Regions from separate parts of the Mus musculus genome. Here regions 1 and 3 are each linked to region 2. Evidence: chromatin contacts called from ENCODE Hi-C or POLR2A ChIA-PET data. All regions are on one chromosome and are shown on one strand. Each heading gives the region's core, a stretch centred on a gene start or an enhancer-like site at or near the end of the contact. The rest is flanking DNA. Distances are from core to core; before and after follow the strand shown. Region 1 holds the start of Acvr2b (activin receptor IIB). Region 2 holds the start of Xylb (xylulokinase homolog (H. influenzae)). Region 3 holds the start of Oxsr1 (oxidative-stress responsive 1).

Region 1 (2,832 bases), core at 148-2,647, 45 kb after region 2:
CACACACACACACACACACACACACACACACACATGCATGCACACATACACATACAAACACACATATAAATAAGTAAAATATAATAAAAATCTTAAAAGAAATAGAAGATACACTTAGCAACGTGAATGGACCCTAGTGACATCTAAGGAGCCCCTCAGCCCTCTGCTGTTAAAGCTGCCCAGATGTGAGATGGAGGGTGCTGGTGGCACGGGGCATATGGAAACATATGACTGTATGTTGGATGCACATAGATACAGGCAAGAGAGCACACACACAATCAATCAATAAACGAACGAAAAATAGGAAGAGTCACAGATGGACTGCGAGCTCGAGGCCACCTGAGGATTACATAAGGAGAGGAAAAAGACCACATTTAAGAGCAAAGGTTGTCAGACAAGGTGCAGACTTCTTGGGAAGCTGAGGATCCCTACCTCAACACCAAAGCCGTAGCAGAAAGAAACTCTACCCAAGTCTGGAGGACTTCAACACCGTCATTTTCATAAGGGAAGTCCGAGGCTCGAGCAAATGAAATGACCCAGGCTGGGGGGGGGGGGCGGCGGGGGGGAGCGTCCTTCCTCCTATGACCCACTGCTCTTGGTGAGGCAGGAGGTAACTATCCGAGGATTCCATAGCATTTTTTTCCCCTGAGTAGTGACTGGCTTTTCCAGTGTAGCTGGGAGGCCGATTGCTCTCACACTCTGATTGTGTAACATCTGAAATGGAGGGATCTGGTGTGTGTGCGTGTGTGAAAGGAACAGAGGCATGTTCTGAACAGATCTTTAGAGGTGGGAGGAGTGCTGAAGGTAAGATGAAGGATGCTGGATTGCTGAGGATCCTTCAGAAAGCAGGTCGCCAACAGTTCTTTCCCACCTGCAGCTGCTCTGTGGGTCCTCCTCTGCTTGGAGATAACTGTGCGTGCGTTGTGAGGAACTGCTGTCAATTCAGACTTCAGCGTTTTCCTGCCAATTAATTAGCCCATAAATGGGAGCTGGAGGGCAGAGGTCCTAGGTTATGGGGACCAGGAGCTACCCACTCACTCAGGGGTCCCAGAGGAGCGTGCATCCCGTAGCGTGGGCTCCATAGCACGGGGCAGGAAAGCACCAGCCAAGTTGTGGGCAGTCCAATCCCACCAGCTCGGAGAGCGCGCCCCGCCTAGCCCTAGAGTCTGGTGCTGCAGGCGCGCTGTCTCCAGAGGGCGCGGGCTGGGGGGCGGAGCCTCGGTGTTGTTGTTCCTCTCCGGCCCCGCCCCCAAGGGGGGCGCGGACCACGCGGCCGGAGGGCCCGCCTCCCCTCCCCCTCCCCGCCCAGCTCGCCCGCCTCTTTGTATCCAACATCCGGGTTTCCCCGCTGGCTCGGCTCCGTGGCCACCGCTCAGGAGCCATTTTGGACTCGGTTCAGGTCCCCTCCCCCACCCCTCCCCCGTTCATGGCCCCTCCGGACTCGGCCCCTGCGCCCGGGGCCCGGGCCCAGCCCCGTTGCGCCATGCCCGCGTCGGGCGCGCCCTGGCCCGCGCCCCGCCGCCGCCCCCCGGCTCCCGCGTCGCCCCATAGCCCGGGCCGCACTGCGCGCCGCCCGCAGCGGCCCTGAGCCCCTATCTCCGCATACTGCCTGGGAACCGAAGCGCAGAAGCGCGCGCTCCTGGAAGCGAGACCCAGAGAAGGAGCGGGAAGCAGAGCGCAGCCGCCGCCGGGCCCTGCGCGCCCCGGGAGCGCAGCGCGGCCCTGCCCGCGGGCTCCGGGTGTCCGCGGGGCGGCGCCGCGGAACATGACGGCGCCCTGGGCGGCCCTCGCCCTTCTCTGGGGATCGCTGTGCGCCGGTAAGGACCGGGCGCGTCGTGGGGGTGCAGGGACCTGGGGCGCGCGGTGTTTACCAACAAAGGGCGGCCCCGCGGCCTCGGCGCCGCGCCACCTGCCTGGGATCGGGGTCGCGCGGGGCGCTCTGGTGCTTGCGATCTTAGAGGCGAGCTCGCCCGTGCGGTTCCTCTGCGCGATTCTGGCTCGCAGAGGTTCTAGGTGATGGGGGAACCTGGAGCGTCAGGGTCGGGGTTCAGGTTCCGCGGGTGTGCGGACCCCAGGGATAGAGCGGGGAAAACCTAAGCGTGGGGAAGGCGGCCAAGCGGGGTGGGCATCTAATTGGGGGCGGCTGGGTTGGGGCTGCTCGCCCCTGAGAGTCATAGGTGTCGCAAAGCGAAGCGGACGGCTTTCCATAGCCCGCCCGGAGTCCTCTGCATCCCGTCCCGCCACTCCGCGTCGCGATCCTCATGCGAGTGGCTCCTACCTGCGCCCGCTTTTCTTGCAGCGGGCCGCAGATGCGCCCTCGTGGGACCGCTTTTGTTTTGGGCAACTGGGAGTGGAGAAGGGTTGAAGAGGCGAACCAACAGGTCTCAGATCGCTTCGGCCGGCACGTGGCGGGCGTGAGTGACCCGCGGTCAGCTCGCAGCCGCCTGCGGGCTGTGGATAGCTGGTGCGCGTCTGCTTGGGACTAGAAGGTGTGGGTGTGTACGCACGAAGTTGTGTTGGGAAAGCGCTTTCTCCCCCAAAGCCTAGGCACTGATTTCTGTGTCCCGATGGTGCTGAAGCGTGCTCAACTTTGTAGGAGCTCCGGGGCGGGCTTAGGGCAGTTCCAGGAAACGTGGACAGTCGGGCATTAAGACTCCAGAGAAAAGATCGTGGAGATTAGGACGGCTGGTGCCCGGTGGCTGGGGCTCTGGGTCCTGCGCGTCTTTGTTCCCAACCCCCATTACACATGCAGCTCGGGTCCCCTGCGGCCCGAGGTGGCAGCAGCGCGGAGTCTGGGAAACCCGCGAGGGGCGGGGCCCGGAGTGTAGGGAA
Region 2 (3,004 bases), core at 266-2,765:
TACTAGGTCATCCACATCGCCCAGCCTGAGTTCATTTCCGTGTGTCCAACAAAGAGTGTGAAGCCCTCTCCATCTGGCAATGGCCTCTTGTGGCCCCACCCCCACCCCATTTTGAGACTAGGTTTCACCGTGTAGTCCTGGCTGTCCTGGAACTTTCTATGTAAAGTAGACTAGTCTTGAAATCCCAGAGATCTGCCTCCTCCTGCCTCCAGAATGCATTTCTCCATTCTTTACACTGGGCACCCACACCTTTTGCTGACATCATTCACTAAGCTCTTTTCTGAGGTTCTCAGACAGGCGCACTGTGAGCATACTGTTCAGGGGTGGGGACAAGAGTCTTGAGTAGCAGAGACACCGCCACTGCCACCGCCACCTGAGCTCAGCCCAGACAGTCTGCTGACCTGTGGGTCACGATAACAGATGAGTTCTAACTGGGAATCGTGGCTTCCACCTGCAATCACAGCATTTGGGAGAGTGAGGCAGGAGGATCAGGAATTCAAGGCTAGTCCCAGCTACACTGTAAATTCAAGGCCAGCCTGGGGTATGTGAGACCTTATCTTATAGCAGATCATGTCAGGCCACACTTGGTGTTACAGGCCTTCAATCTCGTGGGAGGCTCTGGTGGGAGGATTGTAAATTCAAGGCCAATCTGGGCAGGAGGAATTTTTTGAGCCTAGTCAAGACTGTCAAAACAAACAATAGAAGGAGGAAGAGAGGGAGGGAGAGAGAGAGATTGATTGATTATTAATTATTATTATTATTATTGAGACAGATCTTGCTATGTATCCCAGGCTGGCCTCAAACTCATGGGCCTCCAGTACTACTATCCCAAATTTAATTAAGATTTTTATTTTTATTTTATTTTTTAGTTGACTCTAGGGCACAGGTCAGACAAAAGCAATATCTTCGGCCTTCACTTCTTTTTTTTTTTTTTCTTTTCTTTCCTTTCATTTATCTATTTTTGGCGTGGGCATCGTCTCACCGTGTAGCCTTGGCTGACCTAGAACTTGCTATGCACCAACACGCCCAGCTTGACCTTCAGTAGACCACCCCCCCATTTTACTTTTGTGACAAGTGTCTCTGTTATATAGCTATGACTGCCCTGGAATTCTCAATGTAGACTAGACTGGCCTTGAACTCACAGACATCTTCCTGTCTCTGTCTCCTGAGTGCTGGGATTGAAGGCAGGCACCACCACAACTGGCTTCTTCTGCCTCTTTTTAATTTTATTTTGAGACAGGGTTTCAACCATTTACCTTGTTTTGGTTTGGTTTGGTTTTGGGTTTTGGTTTTTCGAGACAGGGTTTCTCTGTATAGTCCTGGCTGTCCTGGAACTCACTTTGTAGACCAGGCTGGCCTCGAACCCAGAAATCTGCCTGCCTCTGCCTCCCAAGTGCTGGGATTAAAGGCGTGCACCACCACTGCTGTTACCCAGGCTGGTCTTGAATTTGAGATCCTCCTATTTTAGCCTCCCAAATGCTGGGATTATATTAGGTCGGCGCAGGGGTGAGTGTGGGTGGAGTGAAATTGGAGGGAAGCCACTGCGCTGCCTTGCTGGTGGGTAGCGACCACTAAGTGCCCCAGCCAGACGCAGTCCCACTCGCGACCTTCCCGCAGGCGGCGCCAGAGGGCATTCCCGCCTCGTGACTCCAGTCCAGAGTCCTGCGGGGCGTGGCGAAAGGCGGGCTCTGGCGTCTCTGAGCGACGGAGCGCAGCGACAGTCTCGCCGCTGCAGTACACATGGACGCACGGACGCACAGACGGGCGGCGGGAACCCCCAGGGCCCTGGCGGAGCGCGCGGGGCGCCGCTGTTGCCTGGGCTGGGACTTCAGCACGCAGCAGGTACGCGCGCGGGGCGAGGAGCGGGAGCCTGACGATGCTCTGCCAGCGAGAGGCTTCTCCCGGAAACCGCGGGTGACTCCCCGCGGAACCCGGAGTACACGTAGCGGGGGCGGAGGGCTGTGGGGGGGAGTACCTCGGGGGTCCACGCGAGTCTCGGCTGCAGATGGCTAGATTCCGAGACACTCCGCGCAAACACACTCCGCGAAAACAGCAGAGGTGTGCGCACATGCACAGCCTAGATCCGGATAATCCCTGAGCGCCTTTTCTTTACTTTTCTTTATTATTTTATTTTATATTTTGAGACAGAACTTTACTATGTAGCTTTGGCTGGCCCAGGTTCATTGTGTAGACCAGGTTGGCCTTGAACTCACAGTGATCCACTATCCGTAGCCTCCTGAGTGTTGGGTTTAAAGGAGGGTGCCACGCCAAGCACTTTTTTTTGTTAAAAGTGAAATGGGCATAGTATGCAAATGGACTTTGCCCGTTCCCTGCCTCCCCCAACCCCCTCTTGGCTGGCACTAGCGTGCCAGGGTCTGTGATTCCAGAACTGCCGGTCAGAGGTTGGTGTTCCCAGTGATAGCTGAGTGAATTAGCAATTTGCCTTCCAAGTAGGCATGGGACGTCCAGGAGGCATTCATCCTGCACGCTTGAGAAATAAGCATAGTAGCTGTGAGACCCTTCTCAGCCCGATGAGGAGAGTTGGAACCTGCGGCTCCCACTGGGGAACATCCCATAGAACTTAGTCACCTTGCCCTACTAGACCTGTTTCTCCATCTTCCCGAGCTTGGAATGGCTTCCTTAGGATGTCAGGTCTGACTTGACCATAGTCATGGCTCTGGGGGCAGCCTCTGGAGACAAGCCTCCTTGCCAGGTGCAGGACCATAGCCTCCATTGTTTGGAGAGTGGATTCTTGTAGACCGTGGGAGTTTCACCTGCCTCTCTCTGTGTGGCGCTCTCTCTCTCTCTCTCTCTCTCTCTCTCTCTCTCTCTCTCTCTCTCTCTCTGGTTTTTCGAGACTTGCCCCTGAGTTGATTATTTCCTGCTGTCTATTCCTTTTGGATGTGACTTCTTTTTGTTCTAGAGCTTTCAAGAGTGCCATTAAATTTCTAGTATAAAACCTCTCGATTTTTTTTTTTTTTTTTTTTTTTTTTTTGGGTTTCTC
Region 3 (2,700 bases), core at 178-2,677, 35 kb before region 2:
TTAAGGAAGCTCTGGGATTTTTGGCAGGTCTCTATTGTAAAGCTAATTTTAAGGTAGAATGCTATCAGTGTAGACAGACTTCTTCCAACAAACAGTGGTCTGCTGATTAAGCCTTTGTTTTGCTAAACCCATTTCCCTTCGATTTCTATGGCCACTGCATTACTGCTGGGCTACAAACTCTCCCTCATCCCTAGCCGCTTAACCTCCTCAAGCACGCTGCACCTCTGAGAGTAACAATCCATGCTTGCTGTCGACCAACTGGTATTCTCGGATCTTATTCAGGGCCACTTCACACATAATAGCCAGATTTATGGAGCGAGCCATGGTCCCTAGTTGAAGCCCTCCAAGGACAACTTGAAACTCCAAATCTTTACCATAGCTTTAAAGGTCCCTGAGACTAATGTGTGCCCTCTTTCTGGTCCCTCAACTTATCAAGCACTCTCTCTCTCCTCAGAGTCTAAGTATTTTCTTATTCCTCAATGGAGGGGGAAAGGCGATCTTCCTCCGACTCGCTTTGAGGGCTCAACTTTTCCTTGAAATCACGTAACTTGTTCAAACCACTCCTTATAACATCTTGCCCGGTTCCTTCCGGCCACCTACTGAGACCTGTTACCGCTTTTCCCATTCTTTCTATGTAGTTGACGTCTGCCTCCGGGATCTGAGAAGTCAGTTGTAAAGAGCTAGAGGCGGGTCTAACCTGCTCAGCACCGGTACCTGGAGCTGCCCTCAGCCTCACACCTGCGAAATAGTGCATCGTCGCGTGGATGCAGGGATGGACTCAAGTGCACAGACCCCACAATCCCAGAGCCACGCGGCTCTGCCCACGGACCCTAGTGCCCCCTGAGCCAGGCCTGCCGCCCATCCACATGGCTCTTCTGCACAGGACGCATCTGTCTCAGGTACGCTTCTCCCTCCGAAGGGAGCCCCACCCTAGGCGCACGGCTCGCACCAGTGCCCAGCAAGGCTCGGGCCCAGAACCCCGGCGCGTCGCCCCTCGGCTCTCACCTATCACCTCCTGCAGCTCGTAGTCGTCCCTGTTGATGGACCAGGGCAGGGCGCTCGAGTCCTCGGACATGACGGCTGCAGCGCCTGGCTCCGTGCTCCTCACGCTCCGGGCTCTCAGGTCACCTCGCCGCGCGCCTCCCCACGCCCAGCCGCCGCCCCCAACCCGCCGCTTGGCCCAGCCTTGGGGCGCACAACGCCGGGGCGCGCGGGTCAAGCGCGGCCCCGAGGCGGAGACGCGCGGCTGCGACCGACCTCGCCTCCCGCGGCTCCGCGTCCCGCAGTCCCCGGCCCAGCCCACGAGCCGGCCTTAACCTCCGCGGCACCGCGAAACAAGCTTCTACCCAGCCCTGCCCCTCCGTCCCGCCCTCCACCCGAACCCCAAGCACGGGCCAAACTTTCCCTTCTCCCTCCACCTGCCGACACGCAGCGCGCTGACGTCACCACGCCGGGGAAGCCTGGCCGCGGCTCGCCGCCCCCCGGCCGCCATCTTGAGTGTGGCCGGACAAGAGGCAAGCGAGAAGGAAGCCGGAAAGAGTGGAAGTCGATAGTTAGAGAGCAGAAGTGCTCGTGGAGGAGTTCACTGAGGGCGTCTGAAAGCCAAAACAGAGCAAACTGCCGCAGAACGAGGAGCCACACCAAGCATGGCGGCCACTGAGTGCTAAACCGAAGGAGCGGCGCTTCCTCTAGAAGCTGAGGGAGGGGCGTTGCCCTCTCTGCTTTGCATTCATTGGTTGGTTTGAGAAAGCATGAGAACGGCAACTGGAGCGTGTGGACATCAGTCATATGTTAGTCCCGCCTCCGGGAACTTGACTCCCAGTTCCTACCGAGCGCCAAAACCTTTCAGGACCGGGTTCGCTGAGGTGACGTCACGGCGTCACGGTCACACCCTCGAGACGTGCAAACCGCGCCCCGGGGTGTGGAGAAGCCCGAGGGAGCGGCCGGGTGGGGTGCGCGGACGAAGGCCAACTAGGATAAAAGGTCTTGCGGGCTCCCGAGTGGAGCCGGAAGCTCGGCCCGTGATGACATTTTTTTTTTTCCTAAGGCGGAAGTACTCAGCGCCGCCTCCAGGATCCGGGAGGAAGCGGTTTCTGTCTTTTCTCCGCTTCGGGTCTAAAGAAACAGCACCTGCCTGGGACCTAGGTTAGTTGTCTCTGCCCAGGCAGCGCCTTGACTGTTCAGTGGTTTCTGTCACGCGACTTAGGGGTCAGCTCTAGGCCCCCGGCCCTGGCTTTTGTCATCTTCACAAAAATAAGTTCCGTTTTCTTGGCCTTAGAAGATCGCGCTTTGGTGAAACAAAACATTAAAACATCAACCTGGACAGGGTCGCTGCGGACAAAGTGTTCAGCTGAGCAGCACTGCTGAGCTCTTCGGTGGGAAGGCCATGAGCGCGTCTGGTTGATAGGACTTATGGAACATCTCAAGAAGAGGTCCCATTTGGGCCAGACCTTACAGTGCTAAGGGGATCTCAGCAAACAGAAAATGGGAGGACAGAATATTCCAGACCCGGCAAAGGTGCAAGGTCTTGCTGTAGAAATGTGTTTCAGGGCTGGAGAAATGGCTCAGTGGTTGAGAGCACTGACTGCTCTTCCAGAGGTCCTGAGGTCAATTCCCAGCAACCACATGGTGGCTCACAACCATCTGAAATGGGATCCAATGCCCTCATTTGGTATGTCTAAATACAGCTACAGTGTACTC

What was found. A loop is a pair of places that touch in the nucleus more often than their neighbours do. ChIA-PET counts read pairs that join two places held with the same protein, here RNA polymerase II (POLR2A).
Region 1: a map of heart shows a loop between it and region 2 (5-fold over the local background). The contact joins the promoter of Acvr2b here to the promoter of Xylb in region 2. A Hi-C loop is called at or near these places in 14 of 37 maps with a recorded cell type or tissue (Patski, adrenal gland, gastrocnemius and 3 more). POLR2A ChIA-PET finds 5 or more read pairs at or near these places in 4 of 5 experiments (Patski and embryonic stem cell).
Region 3: a loop to region 2 is called in a map of left cerebral cortex, with 4 times the contacts of the local background. The contact joins the promoter of Oxsr1 here to the promoter of Xylb in region 2. A Hi-C loop is called at or near these places in 3 of 37 maps with a recorded cell type or tissue (heart, left cerebral cortex and regulatory T cell). POLR2A ChIA-PET finds 5 or more read pairs at or near these places in 4 of 5 experiments (Patski and embryonic stem cell).

What each region holds. Positions count from the first base shown.
Region 1 is chr9:119,400,781-119,403,612 of GRCm38, forward strand. It overlaps Acvr2b (activin receptor IIB), which reads left to right and starts at 1,398. Exons shown (of 11, transcript NM_001313757.1): 1 at 1,398-1,817. The coding sequence starts at 1,766.
Region 2 is chr9:119,355,866-119,358,869 of GRCm38, forward strand. Xylb (xylulokinase homolog (H. influenzae)) reads left to right here and starts at 1,516. Exons shown (of 19, transcript NM_001033209.3): 1 at 1,516-1,842. The coding sequence starts at 1,741.
Region 3 is chr9:119,321,000-119,323,699 of GRCm38, forward strand. Oxsr1 (oxidative-stress responsive 1) reads right to left here and starts at 1,428. Exons shown (of 18, transcript NM_133985.2): 1 at 1,006-1,428. The coding sequence starts at 1,075.